Linked DNA regions of Homo sapiens: region 2 is linked to region 1. The links are chromatin loops, found by intact Hi-C in ENCODE. Cell type or tissue: tibial artery. All regions are shown on one strand. Links, peaks and the distances in the headings refer to the core of each region. The heading gives the core; the rest is flanking DNA. Region 1 overlaps ITGA9 (integrin subunit alpha 9). Region 2 overlaps ITGA9 (integrin subunit alpha 9).

Region 1 (8,334 bases), core at 39-8,038:
TATCCTCAGTGAGATTTCCTGTTATCGACTTTGGTAACAACCCATCACCCCTGCCATGGCAAGGCTCTGTGTCATGTTGCTTTTAAGGAATGAACGTAAGCAAACTCCTCACCACCAACTTTTGACGCCTATTCATGTAGCAGACCAGAAAACACCAGGCACCTACGCATCGGCATTCAACTAGCCTACATGCTGGCAACAAAGTGTTAATGCTTCCAGATGTCACAGCAGCTGTGAGCACAAGACATTTGGGCTCCTTGATAAGGCCGGGCGCCTTCAGTCAGCAGGGAGACAGCACTGCTGGCTTGATTTATTCTCTCTGGCCACACAGGTTAAAGGGCAGCCTCTGAACCACACTCTGTACGGACAGCCGGGACTGAAGCTTACCCCCACCTTCCAGAGGGTGTGTGTTGAGTGTAACTTGTGCACAGAAACACACACGCTTTCTCCCTCTAGCCAAGCTCAAATTAACCAAGAGCCTAGGAATGTAACTTTTGTTCCAGAATTCAATCAGCCATCTCCCTTCTTTTAAGTGTTTGGCTTCTGTTGAGAAAAAGATTTAAGGCAAACCTAATCCTGACCCATTTCAGGAACTTGACTATTCAGCTTGCATTCATACATGTGCAGAAAGAAGAAAATGCAAAAGAAAAAGAAAAGAAAGTTTAGGGCCATTACTGAGATCAGCAGTGTCTGTGTGAGAGAAACTGAGGGGGAAGGAAATATGTGTTCAAATCCCTGACCAAAGTTTGTAGAGTTTAAATTTGCTCTAAGAAGCTTTCGTTTCTGATAAGTAATTCAATCTCTTATTTCAAAATTTCACCTTCTTATTCTCACATTGAAATTAAGGCAACCTCTGCCATGGGTTAAAGGAATTTGTTCAAAATATTCCTACTGGGCGATCTCAAGTAGAGATGGGGGGATGTCCTGGAGCCAATCCCCAGGAGATACAAGGGGTGACTGTGTGTCTGAGGATGCCACTAACAGAGTGGAAGCAGCCATTTCTTTCATTTGTCTCACCACTCACTATGGTCTCGGCACCAAATGCTGCAAATACACAGAAAATAAGGACCTTGCCCTTTACTCTCATGGTGTTTTTAATCTGGTGGAAGAAGACTGATGATAAGAGAGTAATTTCACATAGTGACAAGTGCTATGAAGAAAACAACATACAAATGAGATAGAGAGTAATGGGGGTTTGCAACTTTAGGTAAAGTGTTCAGGGAAGACTTATTGAGAAAGTGAACTCTGGGCTCAGATCTGCATAATAAGAAGGAGCCAGCTATGCAAAGATTGGAGGGAACAGTGTTCTCAGCAAAGGCAGGTGCAAAGGCCCTGAGGCAGGGCCATCTGTGAAGGCATCTGGGAAGCCTTGACAGAGAGGACATATGAACTGGGTCTTGAAGAATGAGTAGCTTTCCACAGCCAGAGGGGAGGAGAAGTCACTAGCAAGGGCAGGGGGCCCAGGGAAGTACAAAGTGAGAGCCTTCAGCAGCATTCATGGTCCAGGGAGGCTGGAAGACAAGGTCAGGGATGAGGGGCTATTGGAGAAAATGGCCTGGAAAGTTGGGTGGGAGGGAACGCCGGGTTTTGGACCTATGGCTTTGGCCATTAAGATTTCCTTGATTTTTTTTTTTTTTTTTTTTTTTTTACTGAGAATCTCGGAGTGTTTCTGAGCATTATACGGATAAATTATTAGGACTAGAAGTTGGTGTAGAGAAATTATTAGGACTAAAGTTCTCAGATAGTAAACCAGGTCCTTACTTCCTGAGTGATAATGATTCATGATGAGGAGGGGTTGGATGAAGAGGCACAGGATTTGCTGCTCAGTTTTGAATTTTTATTTGGAGAATATGGAGAGAGCAAAGAGGACACCCTAGGATGGGAAAGAAAATTAAAGGAATTGTAATCTTTTTTGGAAGAGAAGGGGGAAGTCAAGGTAATAGCTCAACTTCTCTACATGAGGGAACTAGGCAATTATTTTTCATTTTAGCTAAGAAAGGGTCATGGGGCATGGAGAATTGTGGATAGTCATAACAAGGGATTTGAGGGATACCAGAATGGCTTAACAAAGAGAACTTGCTGGAAAAGCAGTTCTGTGTACTGGGGAGACATCTCGATTGTATTCTGTCCAAAGGTAGAGGGTTGGATCATATAATCCCCCAAATCCACCTCTTCCTACATGAGAGGGGTTTCTAATCCTTGTTAGAAGGAACCTCTCACCCAGAGAGCTGGCTTGGTACAGTCAACCATTGAATTTCCACAAAAAAAATTGAGGGTGAAGGCGAGGAAAAAAAGAAGCATGTGTTCATGATGGGGAAGAGCAGCATAGATAAAAATGTGCATTGTTCATTTTTGTTTTGGGTTATTTGCTGGGCTGTTTAAAGTGCCAGGTCTGGCTCTTATACAAGTCTCAGCTCCAATAAGCTGGCTGCAGGGGAGACTTCTTGTTGCAATTATCCTCTAAGCATAGCTAAGTCATAAAATCCAGGACTTTTCTGATGTGAAATGTGCAGGCTTTAAAAATCAGTGTCACTGTCAACTGCTGCTGCCAGCAAAATAAGTGATTCACATTGTGGCAGAAAACTCCCCCAGAGTGAAAGCTAATGAGAACACACACGGAGACTTCTGGATGTCCAGTCGGAACCCCACACAACGGCAGCATGGGGGCTGGCATTTCAAAGGTCAGAAATCAAACAGGGCTGAAATCAAGGGGGAGAGAATTCTCAGAAAAGACATAGACTTGGCAAGGACTCCATGGGCAAAGAAATTCTCATTGCAAACTCCCGTAAGATAGCTTTGGTCCCTGCAACTTCTGAATAAAGGTCTCCGTGAAACTGTCCCTGACCACTCCGTTTAAAATTACAGCCTTTCCCAATCCCTATCCTCTTGCTTTTTAAATTTTTCTCCAGAGCATTTACCATCATGTAATAAACTATATGCTTTACTTATTACTCTTTCCCCACCAGAATGTAAGCTACATGATGGCTGGAAATTACTTTTTGTCTGTTTTCCTCTCTGCACTAGGTGCTTAGCATATGCTGGGCGCAAAGTATTTGTTGAAAGAATGAACATGTGTATAAAAATATCCCCACAACAGCCTCTTGTGGTGAGGACTGTCATCACCATTTTACAGATAAGAAAATGGGAGAGCAGAGATTTAAGTCTCATGCTTTAGACCAGGGCTTCTTAAATATGAACAGACAAAGGAATCCCTGGGGATCTTGCTGAAGTGAAGGCTCTGACTCAGCAGGCCTGGGTGGGGCCTTAGTTCTGCATGACCATGCCTCAACTTCCAGGTAGTGCTAGAGCTGCTGGACAGCTACGCACCCAGACAAAAGGATGGCGCAAGACCCTGCAAGTGGCTAAAGGAAATCAAAATGTTTTATCCCAAAATAGATTTCTTTGACATCGTTTGAAATGGCTGCTGCTGGGCCAGCAGACAGAAGTGGCCTTGCAAAACTGTCTCTTGTGGGGAAATTTTGCACCTGTAGAGAATCTCCTTGAATGCAGCCAGCCCTTCTCTTTCCAGGCCTTTCCCAGATCTAGGACAGATTGAGTCTGACACCTTTACAAGTCTGAAAAGAAATTCACCATCTATTCTCTCTAGGAGTTATGACCTGGAAGGCTTCATCTACATAACAATGCCACCTTTGCTAGCCAAGCCTCCTTCTTTCTCTCCCCCATGACATGTCTTGCCATTAAAACCTGGTTGTGGTCATGCTCTGAGCCTGCATTCTTTCTATAACCTCAAGATGGTATATAAGCTTCTGTACCTTACCAGGGGATTGGGTCTTCATTCTGAAGCCTCCCCTGTATACAAGTTAAATAAATCTGTGTGCCTTTTCTCCTATTAATCTGCCTTTTCTGAGTTGATTTTTCAGTGAAAAAGACCAAGGGTTCCCCTTGACCCCACACTGTACAGTTGTGGCAGGATGAACCCCCAAATTGGGGTTTGGCCTGGGAGGGCCGGTGGGTTTTGGCTTCCTAAAGGAAAGAATTCAAGAGGAAGCCCAGAGAGTAAAGTGAAAGCAAGTTTATTAAGAAAGTAAAGAAATAAAAGGTGGTTACCCCATAGGTAACACAGCCCCAAGGGCTGCTGCTTGCCTATTTTAATGGTTATTTCTTGATTAAATGCTAAAAAAGGAGTGGATTATTCATGAGTTTTACAGGAGAGGGGCTGCGAATTCTCAGAACCCAGGGTTCCTTCTGTTTTTAGAGCATACAGAGTAACTTCTAGGAGTTGCCATGGCATCTGTAAATTGTCATGGTGCTGGTGAATTATCATTAGTGTCACCATCTTGATTCTGGCTGTCTTCAGCTGGCTTCTTTACCACATCCTGCTTTATCAGCGGGGTCTCTGTGACCTGCGTCTTGAGAAACAAGTCCTGCTGAACTCCTATTTCACAGTGAACCCCACTGTTAAGAGTGAACGTCAACTTAGCCACTTACCAATTTACCTTGGCCTTCCCTCTAACTCTTCCTTGCCTCAATTTCCTTAAGAAATTATTATGAAGATTAGATTAATTTGTTCTTGTAAAGTACTTGATACAGTATCTCTGCACTATACCTATCTGTAATAAGTTAGTAAGATTTCATACTTTTTGGTCTGAATCTAACAACTTTCTCTCAGAATCCTAAGGGAGCATTATTAAAGTTATATTCTGCTTCACCAAAATAGAAGTCAACATTTATGCTGAGAACCCTGATAATATACACCTACTATCAGAAAATTAGAAGTTTCTCCTGGATATATTATGTGAAAATTTTGAGACAGGTTCCTAAAAGTGGAATTGTTGATATTCATATTTTAAATTTTGGTAGTTATTGTCAAATTGCCTTTCATACCAGCAGTATTTGAAAGTGCTCATTTCTCTTCATCTTAACCAACAATGGATCTTAACAATTTTTTAGATTTTTGCCAGTTTAATGAGGAGAAAAACCTCATTTTAAGTTTGCATTGCTCTGATTACCAGTGAGGCTAGGCATCTTTCTATATGTTTATTTGCTATTAAAATTTCTTTTTGAACTCCTGGCCTCAAGTGATCCTCCTGCTTCAGCCTCCCAAAGTGCTGGGATGACAGGCATGAGCCACCACACCCAGCCCCTAAAATTTCTTCTTTTGTGAATTTCCTGTTCATATAACTTCAACCATTTTTATAATTTTTGGTCTTTTCTGCATTATTTTGTAGAAGTAATTTATATATTATCTATTTGTTACCCATGTTGCAAATATGTTCTCCCAAATATCTTTTCCCTTATGATGTATTTTGATCACATAAAAGTTTAACATTTTTATAGGTTTAAATTTGTTAATTTTTTCTTTATGGTTTCAGGATTTTATGGCTTGCTTAGGAAGAAGAGCTTCCCATCTAAAGATTATGAAAATATTCAGTTCTGCAAATATTTTTTTTAACATCTAACTTTAATTCACCTGTTTTTTGTTTGTTTGTTTTTTTCTGTGAGGTACAGGCTTTCTCTAATGTCTTCCCAAATGGATAGCCAATTGTCTTCATATCATTTATTGAAGAGTTTATACACTGCCACTGTTTTGGAACGATATTTCATCAAATTTTTTTTTCTGCCCTCTTTTCTCTATCGTCTTTCTCTGCAACTCCAATTGTGTATATCTTGATAAACTTTGTGGTGTCCCACAAAGCACACCAAAGGCCTCTGGGGCTTCAACCATTTTGCTTGTGTTTTATTCTTTTTTCCTTCTGTTCTTCAGATTGGAAAATCTGTACTGTAATCCAGCTTCAAGTTCACTGATTCTGTGTCAGCTCAAATATGCTATTGAGCCCCTCTAATGAATTGTTCATTTCAGGTGTTTTGCTTTTTTTTTTTTTAATTAAATTGAGACAGAGTCTCACTCTTTTGCCCAGGCTGAAGTGCAGTGGTGTGATCTCGGCTCACCGCAACCTCCGCCTCCTGGGTTCAAGCAATTCTCCTGCCTCAGCCTCCTGAGTAGCTGAGATTACAGACGACTCTCCTGCCTCGGCCTCCTGAGTAGCTGGGATTACAGGCATCTGCCACCACTCCCAGCTAATTTTTTGTATTTTTGGTAGAGATGGGGTTTCACCATGTTGGCCAGGCTGGTCTTGAACTCCTAACCTCACACCCGCCTCAGCCTCCCAAAGTGCTGGGATTACAGGCATGAGCCACCGTGCCCAGTCAGGTGTTTAACTTTCTTTTATTTATTTGTTGTTTTTTTTTTGAGATGGAGTCTTGCTCTGTCATTCAGGCTGGAGTGCAGTGGCACATCTCGGCTTACTGCAATCTCTGCTTCCCGGGTTCAAGCGATTCTCCTGCCTCAGCCTCCCGAGTAGCTGGGATTACAGGCACCTGCCCACGACACCTGGCTAATTTTTGTGTATTTTTAGTACAGACAGGGTTTCACCATGTTGGCCTGGCTGGTCTCCAACTCCTGACCTCAGGTGATATGCCCAACTCAGCCTCCCAAAGTGCTGGGATTACAGGCATGAGCCACCATGCTCAGCCCATGTTTTACTTTCAATTCCAGAATTTCCCCTTGGTTCTTATAATTTCCATCTATTTTATTATTCATTTATTTAATTTCCACTTATTTTAATTTATTCATCAATATTATTACTGATATTCTTTATTTGATGAATCATTGCTGTCATACTTTATTTAAACTGATTTTAGTTCTTTAAACATTTGTAATAGCTGCTTTGAAGTCTTTGTTAAATCCAACATCTGGGTTCCTCAGTTTTTATTAACTGTTTTTTTCTTCCTGTATAGCACATGAGAAATATATATGATATATACAGTGTCTGTGTGTATTTAAATTGGACATTTTAGATAATATATTGTAGCAATTCTGGATTCTTACCCCTCCCATTGAGGGGTAGTTGTTACTTTTTTTTTGTTTTGTTTGTTTAGTGACTTGCCTAGACATAGTCTCTGGAGTCTGTTTTTCCTGGAGTGTGCAGCCTCTGATGTTTCTGCTGGCAAAATATATATTGCATGTATGCATATATATGTATGTGGGTATATGTGTGTGTGTGTGTGTGTGTGTGGGTATATATATATGTATATATATATTTATCACTTGTTTTTATTTTTAAGCCTGGTTTTGTAGGGGCTGTCCTGGATCAGCACAGCTTAGTGATCAGCCAGTGACTGGTCAGAGGCTGTATGTAAACATCTTGATCTAGGAAGGTTTTCACCCTCAGTTGGTGGGTCTGTGTGTGTCTCTGGGGAAAGCATTTGAAGATCAGGCAGTTTACAGTCAGCTTCAGCTCTTACCTTCTGTATTCACAAGTCCTCAGGGCCAATCAGTTGATTCTCTTGGATTTTTTTAGGGAGACAATAACAATTTTTACAATAGGATACTTTTTTTTTTAAGAATAAAGGCTATCATTTCTTTTTATTGTTAAGGCCTCCAACACAACTAAACTGAAGAGACACTAGCAGGGACTCATGCCTGTTCCTCACTTAGCTTGAAGTTTCCTATAGGTTTCTGGCAAAGGGTCTTTGTCAAGTTGAGGAAGTCTTCTATGCTTTCCTTACTGGAAATGTAATAAAATATCATAAATAAATGTTGAATTTAATTTTTAACTTTTTAGAAACCCTTATCAAGATTATCATTTGGTTATTTTTCATTTAATCCTTTTATTATTAATAATAATATATAATGAGTTATATTAATCAGTTTCCTCATGGAGAACCAACTTAGCATTCCTGGATTACATCCTGTTTTACCCAGACTATATTATTCTTCTAATAGGAATCAATTTGCAATTTTTTTTTTTTTTTTTTTTTTTTGAGACGGAGTCTCGCTCTGTCGCCCAGGCCGGACTGCGGACTGCAGTGGCGCAATCTCGGCTCACTGCAAGCTCCGCTTCCCGGGTTCACGCCATTCTCCTGCCTCAGCCTCCCGAGTATCTGGGACTACAGGCGCCCGCCACCGCGCCCGGCTAATTTTTTGTATTTTTAGTAGAGACGGGGTTTCACCTTGTTAGCCAGGATGGTCTCGATCTCCTGACCTCATGATCCACCCGCCTCGGCCTCCCAAAGTGCTGGGATTACAGGCGTGAGCCACCGCGCCCGGCCCTCAATTTGCAATTTATTTAGAACTTTTGTATCTGTTTTCAAAGTGAGTTTGGCTCACTGCTTCCTATTTTTGCGTGAGTGTGCCCGCTCTCCATTTCTGGTTTCTGTACCAGGGCTATGTTAGTTTTCTGGAATGAGTTTCTTTATCTTTTTCTACTCTCTGGAACAGCTTATATTAACATAAGAATTATCCATTCCTTGAAAGCCTACTAGAATCTGCCTATATAGCTATCTGGGTCGGTGATTTTTTTTAAGATATAG
Region 2 (8,334 bases), core at 63-8,062, 52 kb before region 1:
AGGCTGTTTAAAGCGTCTGCAGGTCTGCATTCTACCTTGCTGTCATTTACATCTTTCTCTCAAACCCATGGAATTTGTGCTGTCTGTGCACCACAGTCAGCAGCACATTCTCACTTAGAACGGGCGTTTCATCCTGACCCAGGATGGCAATTTCCTCTAGCTTAGTTCTGAAAAGACCCTGCCCTTTGATGTTACATTTGGTCTTACAACTTTTCACATATGGTAAGACAAGTGTCTAGTTTTTCTCACATAGTCATCACCACCAAACAGTGAAGCAACGTTTGTAGCCCAAAGCTTACCTTTCCTCCCATGCTCTGAGAGACTCGGCATCTCTCGTCCTTGGCTCACTAACATTGGTGGGCTCTGTTTATGAGGTCAGACATTCCTCTCTGCATCTTCCTTTAAACAAGGCTGACTGTATCGGGTGTACAAATACCCCAGCTCCCTCTCTCCTTGGGTGGGATAACCCTGAGGTGTACGTTCTACCAGTTTCCCCATGGAGCTTGCCTGCAGAGGTAACCAGCTTGATGACAAATCTTTTATTGGCTTCCTTCCCTGCTCTCCAACAGTTTTTCCTGAGATCACCTTCCAAATAAATGACTTGCCCTCAAATCATTGTTTCAATCCCCTTGAATAGAGGAAATCAAACAGAGACACACACTTGACCTGGTGCTGGTAGGCTTGCCACACTGCAGGTTGTGGTACCATGGTATCATCAGCTTGCAATTCCCAAGTCATACTGGAAAACCCTTAAGACTCTCTGCAGTCTGCTGCCAACAGTGCATGCACATATAAGACGTGTCCTACACAAATCGTGAAGCAAACCCAGCTGTCATGGGCACATCAAATGTTTTTGTTGTCTGTGTATTTGTCCTCATGCTTCTTCACTGTGAGCCAAACATCCAGGGAAGCATCACAGCCACCCTGATGGTCATAAGCTCCCCTGAAGAAGGGAAGGCAGGTGGAGCTGAGGAGCTGTCTGTTGCCACCATCTTTCTACTTCCCTAAAGGGGGTTTATTGGCCAAGCCAAAGACGAGAACTGTCAAGAGAGCCAGCAGGTATCTTCACCCACGTTGCCAAGGAGATCCTGAGCATTCACCGTGAGGGGAAGTCGATAAGGTGGTGCAGTTTGAATGACTGGGAAAGAGCAGAAGCTTTCTTAGAACAACTGGCAAGAGTCTTGTGTTCTGAGCTTCAATCCTCAAGGCCAGTTTTGTAAACAGATATTGAGTTCCTGGTGATTTCAGCCCTGGAGGTTTCTTCCCAGCATAAGACCACATTCATCAGAATGCCATGTTCTGACGCCCCCACACATATACTTTTCTCTCCTGAAACCTCTTCACCTTCTCCCCTCTGCAAGAAAAGGTGCTTGGCCAGAATTTTCTGGATAATTAAGAAAAAGTCATAGACATCATCCCCACAGCACACCCACAGAAGGCCAGAAAAACGGACCAAGACTGAATGGAAATCTAAGAAGCTACTGCTTGAAATGTCATTCTTTTGCGATAAAGATGTGGTTGGCTAAGAAAACATGGCCAGATGTGGCTGGTCACATGCCATGAAGGAGAATGTAATCATGAAACTGTGGAAGGATGTAACAGGGAAATAGGATTCTCTAGCACATACCTTTGGCTGCTGATGTTGTAATGTGTCAATAATCCCAGGTCACTCAGTTGTAATTCCAGAGAAGTCACATTTCCCTACCATGGCACTATCAAGCAGAAACTTAACAGTCTGCCCCCTTATTATCTCCTGCATTTGTCTTAGGACTCTTTGAAGGCAGGCTTTGTGCTTTCAATCCCCAGTACTCAGCATCTCACCTGTCCTTGGTACCAGCGATAAATTGCAAAGATGCCCACATACCCTCCACACCCTTTACCATGTGACTCTCCAGCTCTTCCCATCGTGAGGTGGAGTCTATTTTCCCAGCCTTGATTCTCCACTGAGACTAGCTTTGACAATTGGATGAGAGGGAGGAGATGTTGTGTCTGTTACACAGTCCCCAAGGGGCTGTGCACACTTCCAATTACTTTCTCAGAACCCTGCCCTGCTTCCACACAAATGCCTATGTCTAACCTGCTAAGAGACCAGTTTTTTTTGAAGCCCTCCCAGACTAGCCAACTCCCAGCTGCCCGCAGAGGCACATGTAAGTCTCGCTGAGCTCAAACTGCCCCACTGAGCTCAGTCCAAATAGCCAACCCACAGAACTGTGACCTGCATAGATGGATATTGCTTTTAAGCCGCTGAATACTGGGGTGGTTTGTCAAGTAGCATAAGTTAACTGGTACAGACTCAATATTTTTTTTGCTGACTTAATGAATCAGACAGACAGCTGATAGGGCTCTAGATTTAAACAGCATCAGTTAGTGTGCCTTGCTGAACTGGACTTTTCACTTTTTTTTTTTTTTTTGAGACAGAGTCTCACTCTGTCACCCAGGCTGGAGTGCAATGGCGCCATCTCGGCTCACTGCAACCTCTGCCTCCCAGGTTCAAGTGATTCTCCTGCCTCAGCCTCTCGAGTAGCTGGGACTGCAGGCGTGTACCACCCTGCCCAGCTAATTTTCATATTTTTAGTAGAGACGGGGTTTCATCTTGTTGGCCAGGCTGGTCTCAAACTCCTGACATCAAGTGATCCGCCTGCCTTGGCTTCCCAAAGCGCTGGGATTACAGGCGTGAGCCACCGCGCCCGGCCTGAACCAGACTTCTCTTGTTCATCTCTAAGAGCAAAAGCTGGCTCACTTTCTCATCACTATGCTAGTGTAAGGATTTGACATAGACAGTGTGTTAACAATCTGGAAAGGATTTAGAGCACCTGAACTCACTCTTACATGTGGCTTTCATGTGCTCAAGTTTTTATGTATGCAATTCTTGCTAACAACAAGGTGAAGGCACTGTCATCTCTTGCAGGCACCCGGAAGCAAGCTTCTTTCTCTCAGTGGAGTGGTGTCAGCATTAGGCCTGAAAATCACCCCCACCCACCCCTGGCTGAAACAGCCTTGCAAGCTCTATGCCCCACTCTAACACTGCAGGGTCTCCAGTCCTGTTCCTAACACAGCCTATGCGTAATCTCTTGGATGGGAGATCAGAGCTACCACTGATGTATGTCTTCCTTTTTTTAGAGTCTGAAGACCATTTCTTAAAACATAATGCACTCTCATGGCTAGGGAGTTGTAGGTACAGTAGTGCAGGTGCTACACTGCATTTAAGGGGCTGGGGGATACCACTCACATCACAGATATCATGTATGTGTATAAGTTTATTATAACTGTTTTCCAACAGATGGCAGTAGAGTGTCTTGTTCTCATAAAATCAGAGTTTTCTGAATTTTTTCTGACAGATGGAAGTAAAGAGTCTTTAGGAAGCGGTGCTATTTACTATTATAGTTTGCACAAAGGTACCCTATAGTCTAGTGGTGGCTCTGTCAAACTAATATTGTTTCTTTTTTGGGGGGGTGGGGGATGGAGTCTCGCTCTGTTGCCAGGCTGGAGTGCAGTGGCACGATCTTGGCTCACTGCAACCTCCACCTCTCGGGTTCAAGCGATTCTCCTGCCTCAGCCTCCCAAGTAGCTGGAATTACAGGTCTGCACCACCAGGCCTGGCTAATTTTTATATTTTGGTAGAGATGGGGTTTCACCATGTTGGCCAGGCTGATCTTGAACTCCTGACCTCAGATGATCCGCCTGCCTTGGCCTCCCAAAGTGCTGGGATTACAGGTGTGAGCCACCGCGCCCAGCCTGGGAAGGTTATTTTCTGGCTTCGAGCCATAGTGTCTTCGTCTCTGCCTAAGAGATCAATGGGATTCTCAGACCTCTTCCAGCCCTGAAACATCATGACAGCTTTTTCTGTTTTCCCCAAAGTGAATTCAAGGCTCTAGACTGTGGGCCACACAGCTGGGTACTCAGGACTCACACTAAGGGGGAACAAGGCACAGAGTCTTTGTCCCATCTCAATTTTTCTCAAAGATTTTTGAGAAATTTTTTGAAAATTCAATTTTCAATTTTTAAAAATCTGTTAATTTTTGAAAGAAACAAATAAAACAGAATTTAATAATATTTTAAAAGATTATGAGGTCTTTGAATTCACAAAACACATGCAGTTATGTTCACTTATTTAACTTTTATAGTCTTTTGAACTGTGGGATTTTAAGGTCAATTTTACCGATGAGGAAAGTAGGCAAGGCTTGATGGAGTTGAACATGCAGCTCTGGATCAGATGTCTTATAATAAGTGTCAGAATTGAGGACTTGCTAAGTAAGTCTAGGACTCTTAACTCATGTAACATAGAGACTGCCTGATTACCTCATCAAGAACAGAAAAAATATCAGTTCTCTAAAAATAAAAACTCAAAATAAGCAACCCATGAGAACAAGTCACCGAAAGTAATTTGCAAGAACCAGAAAAAAGCATGTTATCTTCTAAATGCCCTAGAGGCACAATATTATTCCCAACAGTTCTCAATAAATGCAAGTCAATAAATAAAGAACAGGTCTTCCTAGCTAACATTTTCTAATAGAATGTCAATCAGGAATGAGGAAGTGAAAAACTAAATTTAGCAAGGTTTTTGTCATCCCCTTAAGTAAAGATAATGACTTCAACTAAAGATAATGGCTAAAGATAAAATATAAAAACTAAAGACTAAAGATAAACACTAAACTAAAGATAGTGACTCTGAATTTGATGATCTAACAAGTACAAATAATCCCCAAGTTACCATACCTCGACTTAACAGTTTTTTGACTTTATGATGGGTTTATTGGGGTATTAAATGCATTTCTGACTTAAAATATGATAAGTCAAGGAGCACCTGTAGTTCCTTTGCTTAAGAGATACATGGTCTAAATCTGTAACTCTTCATACACATGCCAGGAAACCCACGAGCCCCTTCAGCCTGCTATAGTACTTCATAGCCAGTCCTACCTATTCCATTACTGCCAGGACCCAAAGTCCCCCTACACTTGGGAAATTAGCACATCCCAAGGTTAAGTAGGCCTCCTTCAGACATACACACCCGCTCATGTGAGCACGCATGGGTGCCTTGGGGAGAGCTTTGAGAAACACTGGGCAAATCTCTGTTTTTGTTGCCAGCTGAGCCCACCCTGAAGGTGCTGGGAAATGATTAATGATGGGCTAAGCTGGATGCCCAGCAGCCCCACACTCACTTCCAAGCCAATGGAGTCAATGTTTTTCTGCATTTTTTCTGGAACCTTCCAGTGCTTGCTTCACCATTTGAGGGGCAAGCGGCTCTGTTAACTGTTCTATCTGTAGCAGAAGAAACATAGAAACCCTAGAGGAGGTGACTCAAGCCAAGCTTTGCTTGGCTGGAAGCCGAAGGAACAGTGTGCTTTCTGGTTTTTGTGTCTGCTGGTCCTGCAGCTCCAAAGAGCAGCTCCCTGAACCCTCGTAACAGACATACACAATTTTCTCATATAACCATGTATCCAAAAGCAACCAGAAAACTCCTAGGGAAACAACAGATTGCCCCAAACAGCCTTACTTAGATGGGTGCTGCGTGAGGCATGAGGCCTGACTGAGTTCTGGGGTATCCACCCTGCAGCAGCAGCCTCTTCCTCCCCAGCCCCCTGCAGGGTGAGAGGGACCAGCTGGACAACACCATGACATCTGGTCTCTTGGGGGATCCTACCCACTCCGCGGCCTTTGGGTTGCTTCCTAGACAGTGATTCTGAGGACCTGGGACAAATTCCTTTTTTGGACTAACTCAAGACTTCATGTTTATAGTTCTCTTCAGTTACTTGACTATTTACATAGCATGTCTCTGTCTCGAGATGTCGACAGTGCAACATCAGCCCAATATTTACTCCCAAGCATAAACAAGCCCCCACTGAATGTCATTGGCACATGGTTCTAATTGAGGCAGTGTGAAGGGTGTGTGTGCAAGCACATGGGCATGTGTCTGTTCATTTTTTTTCTTTGGAGGAGAAGCAAGGATGCCCTCCCAGCCCAGTTTGAAGGGAAGGTGATAACCCAGTGACCTCTGGAGGGGTTGCCAAACCTTACACATTCTCTGAGCCATTTCACAGATTTGTTTTCTAAGTGTTTCTGCCTTAGGTCAGAAGTAATGCTCTCAAATAAAAACCATGAGCCCAAAGCCAGTCCTAAAGCAGCAGGCTCTTGGAACAGCCCCAGCTGATAGAGGGTTTGAGGCAGCCCTTTTCAGAGGGCTGGCAAACACATTCTGCAGCCTGTCTCTTTGCCACTTGAGCAAGTAGGTCCTGGGCCTCCTGGGAAGACATGGCCATAGGGCTGGCCAAGCAGTCTCACTTCCCTTTGCTCCAAACCATCTCGGTTTGCAAAAGGGTCAAATGGGAGAGAGAGGGTCCTTGGTTGACAGCAGTGAGGGAGGATATGGTCTCTCTCCTTCACTGAGTGGTGGCCTGTATGTTTTGGCAAACTGCAAACAAACAAGGACAGAGCTGGGGAGGGGAGGAGGGTGAGAGGGAAGCAGAGAGAAAGACAGGGAGGGAAGAGCTTGGAGCCCTAAATAAGGGAAGGGGGGTGTCTTTCTTCAAAAGGAGAAACACCCCATCATCTTCATTCTTTCCACAGAAACCAGGCTGGCTTATATAAGCTGAAGGTATTTCTTAAAGGTGCCAGTCACACACAAAGTTGTTATCCCTCCTGCACCTCTGAGCAATTTAACTTTCTCCTCCTAAACAGGCCTTTATGATTGTCTTGAAGAGATGCCAGGCCCAGGCATCTTCCAACCCAGTCAGGAGCTGCAGGAAAGGAGAGGGGACTCATTTGGACTTTTCTTCCTTTAAAAGCATTTCATATTTCAAAGTTTTCTTCCTGCATGGTGGTTTGGCTGGCTACTGTAATCCTCGCACATAAAGTTTAAATTATGGCTCCCAGTGTCTGCTAACATCTCAGCTTTGGGAAAGCTGATTAGGATCCATTTCAGAATTTGAAGAGCGGTCTGGTTAGCTTGGGGCCCTCATTGTGGATTTTGTGTCAGAGCCAGGGCCTGCTGCCGCCAAGCATGAGAAGATGCCTGAGATGCCAGCAGATGGGCTTTCTTGAAGGCCGCCAGGAGCTGCACAGGGTCAGAGGCAGATGAGGGGCTGGTCTGGCTGAGCACATCAGCAGGGAGCCTGGAGCTCAGCTCTGGAAAAGACACTTGCTGACACGATAAGGGCTTTCTGATTTAGGTAAACAGTAGCACCACAGTGCATGCGTAGGTGGGGCCAGGGGCTGGTGGCACAGGCCAAGTCCTGCTCACCTTCAGGGCTTTGCTGAAGCTGATTTTCCTAAAGGTCTTCAAGACTAGGTGAGGGCTCTGTTGTTGAGGCCAGGCATGGTGGCTCACACCTGTAATCCTAGTAGTTTGGGAGGCCAAGGTGGGTGGATCACTTGAGGCCAGGAGCTCAAGACTAGCCTGGCCAATATGGTGAAACCCTGTCTCTACTAAAAATACAAAAATTAGCCAGGCATGGTGGCGCACACCTATAATCCTAGCTACACAGGAGGCTGAGGCAGGAGAATTGCTTGAACCCGGGAGGCGGAGGTTGCAGTGAGCCAAGACTGCACCACTGCACTCCAGCCTGGGTGACAGAGTGAGACTCTGTCAAAAAAAAAAAAGAAACAGACTAGGTGAGGGCTGTTGTTTATTTATCTTTGTCCCTTTGCCCAGGGCCTGCCACCTAGTAGGGACCTACTACTCTTTGCCTAGTGAAGGTGCTGGCCATCTTGCAAGCATAAAGCATGCAGACCTTCAGGCTTGTGTGGTGCTGTGAATGCGGCGGCATGGCCAGCTGCTCTGCTCAGCTTTCAGTACCATGTCACGATTCACGTTTATGCAACACTTTTGGGAACAACCACTTTTGGCTCCGGACCTCAAGGCAGCAGCAAATGACCATAGGTAGCAATGCCAAGAGCTACTCTAGAAGGACATTCAAGAGCCACGGTTCTGTAAAGGGAAGAGGACTTCAACACTGTCCCCGCCAACCGCTGTCTTCAAAGGCCCTCAGTGAAGTGGGCAACCGGTCAGCAGTGGCAGCTGGGTAACACTCAGTGGCTTTCCCCTTGAAAGGAATGGAGGAAATTACATATGGAATATGGCAATAAGCCGGAAACATTAAGACCTCCCGTATAAGTCAAATATGAGGCTGGAGTTTAGACCATCAATTAACAGGTCTTTGGGTTACTGCACCGTACTGTCAGTGTGATACCGAATCACTATTCACTAAACATAATGTATCATTCTTAGGTTGTAGACATGGGAATCAGAGTTAACAAGAGGTCTGTAGTTGAAGTTCTAGAAATACGTAGGTCTTTAAAATAATCCTACATTTCAATTGCCCTTTTAACCTCTTATAA

What was found. A loop is a pair of places that touch in the nucleus more often than their neighbours do. Peaks named below come from ENCODE experiments on the same cell type or tissue, not always from the same donor. Only the 100,000 strongest peaks of a DNase experiment are listed, where the experiment ranks them.
Region 2: a loop joins it to region 1, with 2.5 times the contacts of the local background. A loop is called at or near these places in 1 of 110 quality-filtered maps.

Annotation. Positions count from the first base shown.
Region 1 is chr3:37,757,781-37,766,114 of GRCh38, reverse strand. The region is part of intron 23 of ITGA9 (integrin subunit alpha 9); the gene reads right to left. The region is part of intron 3 of ITGA9-AS1 (ITGA9 antisense RNA 1); the gene reads left to right. Among named protein-coding and RNA genes, the nearest start is that of ITGA9-AS1, 100 kb to the left of the region's middle. RefSeq lists an enhancer at 1-1,607. In tibial artery, for the core only: a CTCF peak has its summit at 3,100; a DNase peak (open chromatin) is centred at 320; H3K27ac peaks cover 3,775 bases.
Region 2 is chr3:37,809,686-37,818,019 of GRCh38, reverse strand. All of the region lies in intron 27 of ITGA9 (integrin subunit alpha 9), which reads right to left. The region is part of intron 3 of ITGA9-AS1 (ITGA9 antisense RNA 1); the gene reads left to right. Among named protein-coding and RNA genes, the nearest start is that of ITGA9-AS1, 48 kb to the left of the region's middle. In tibial artery, for the core only: a CTCF peak has its summit at 3,275 (motif pointing right); DNase peaks (open chromatin) are centred at 5,309 and 6,299; H3K27ac peaks cover 4,727 bases.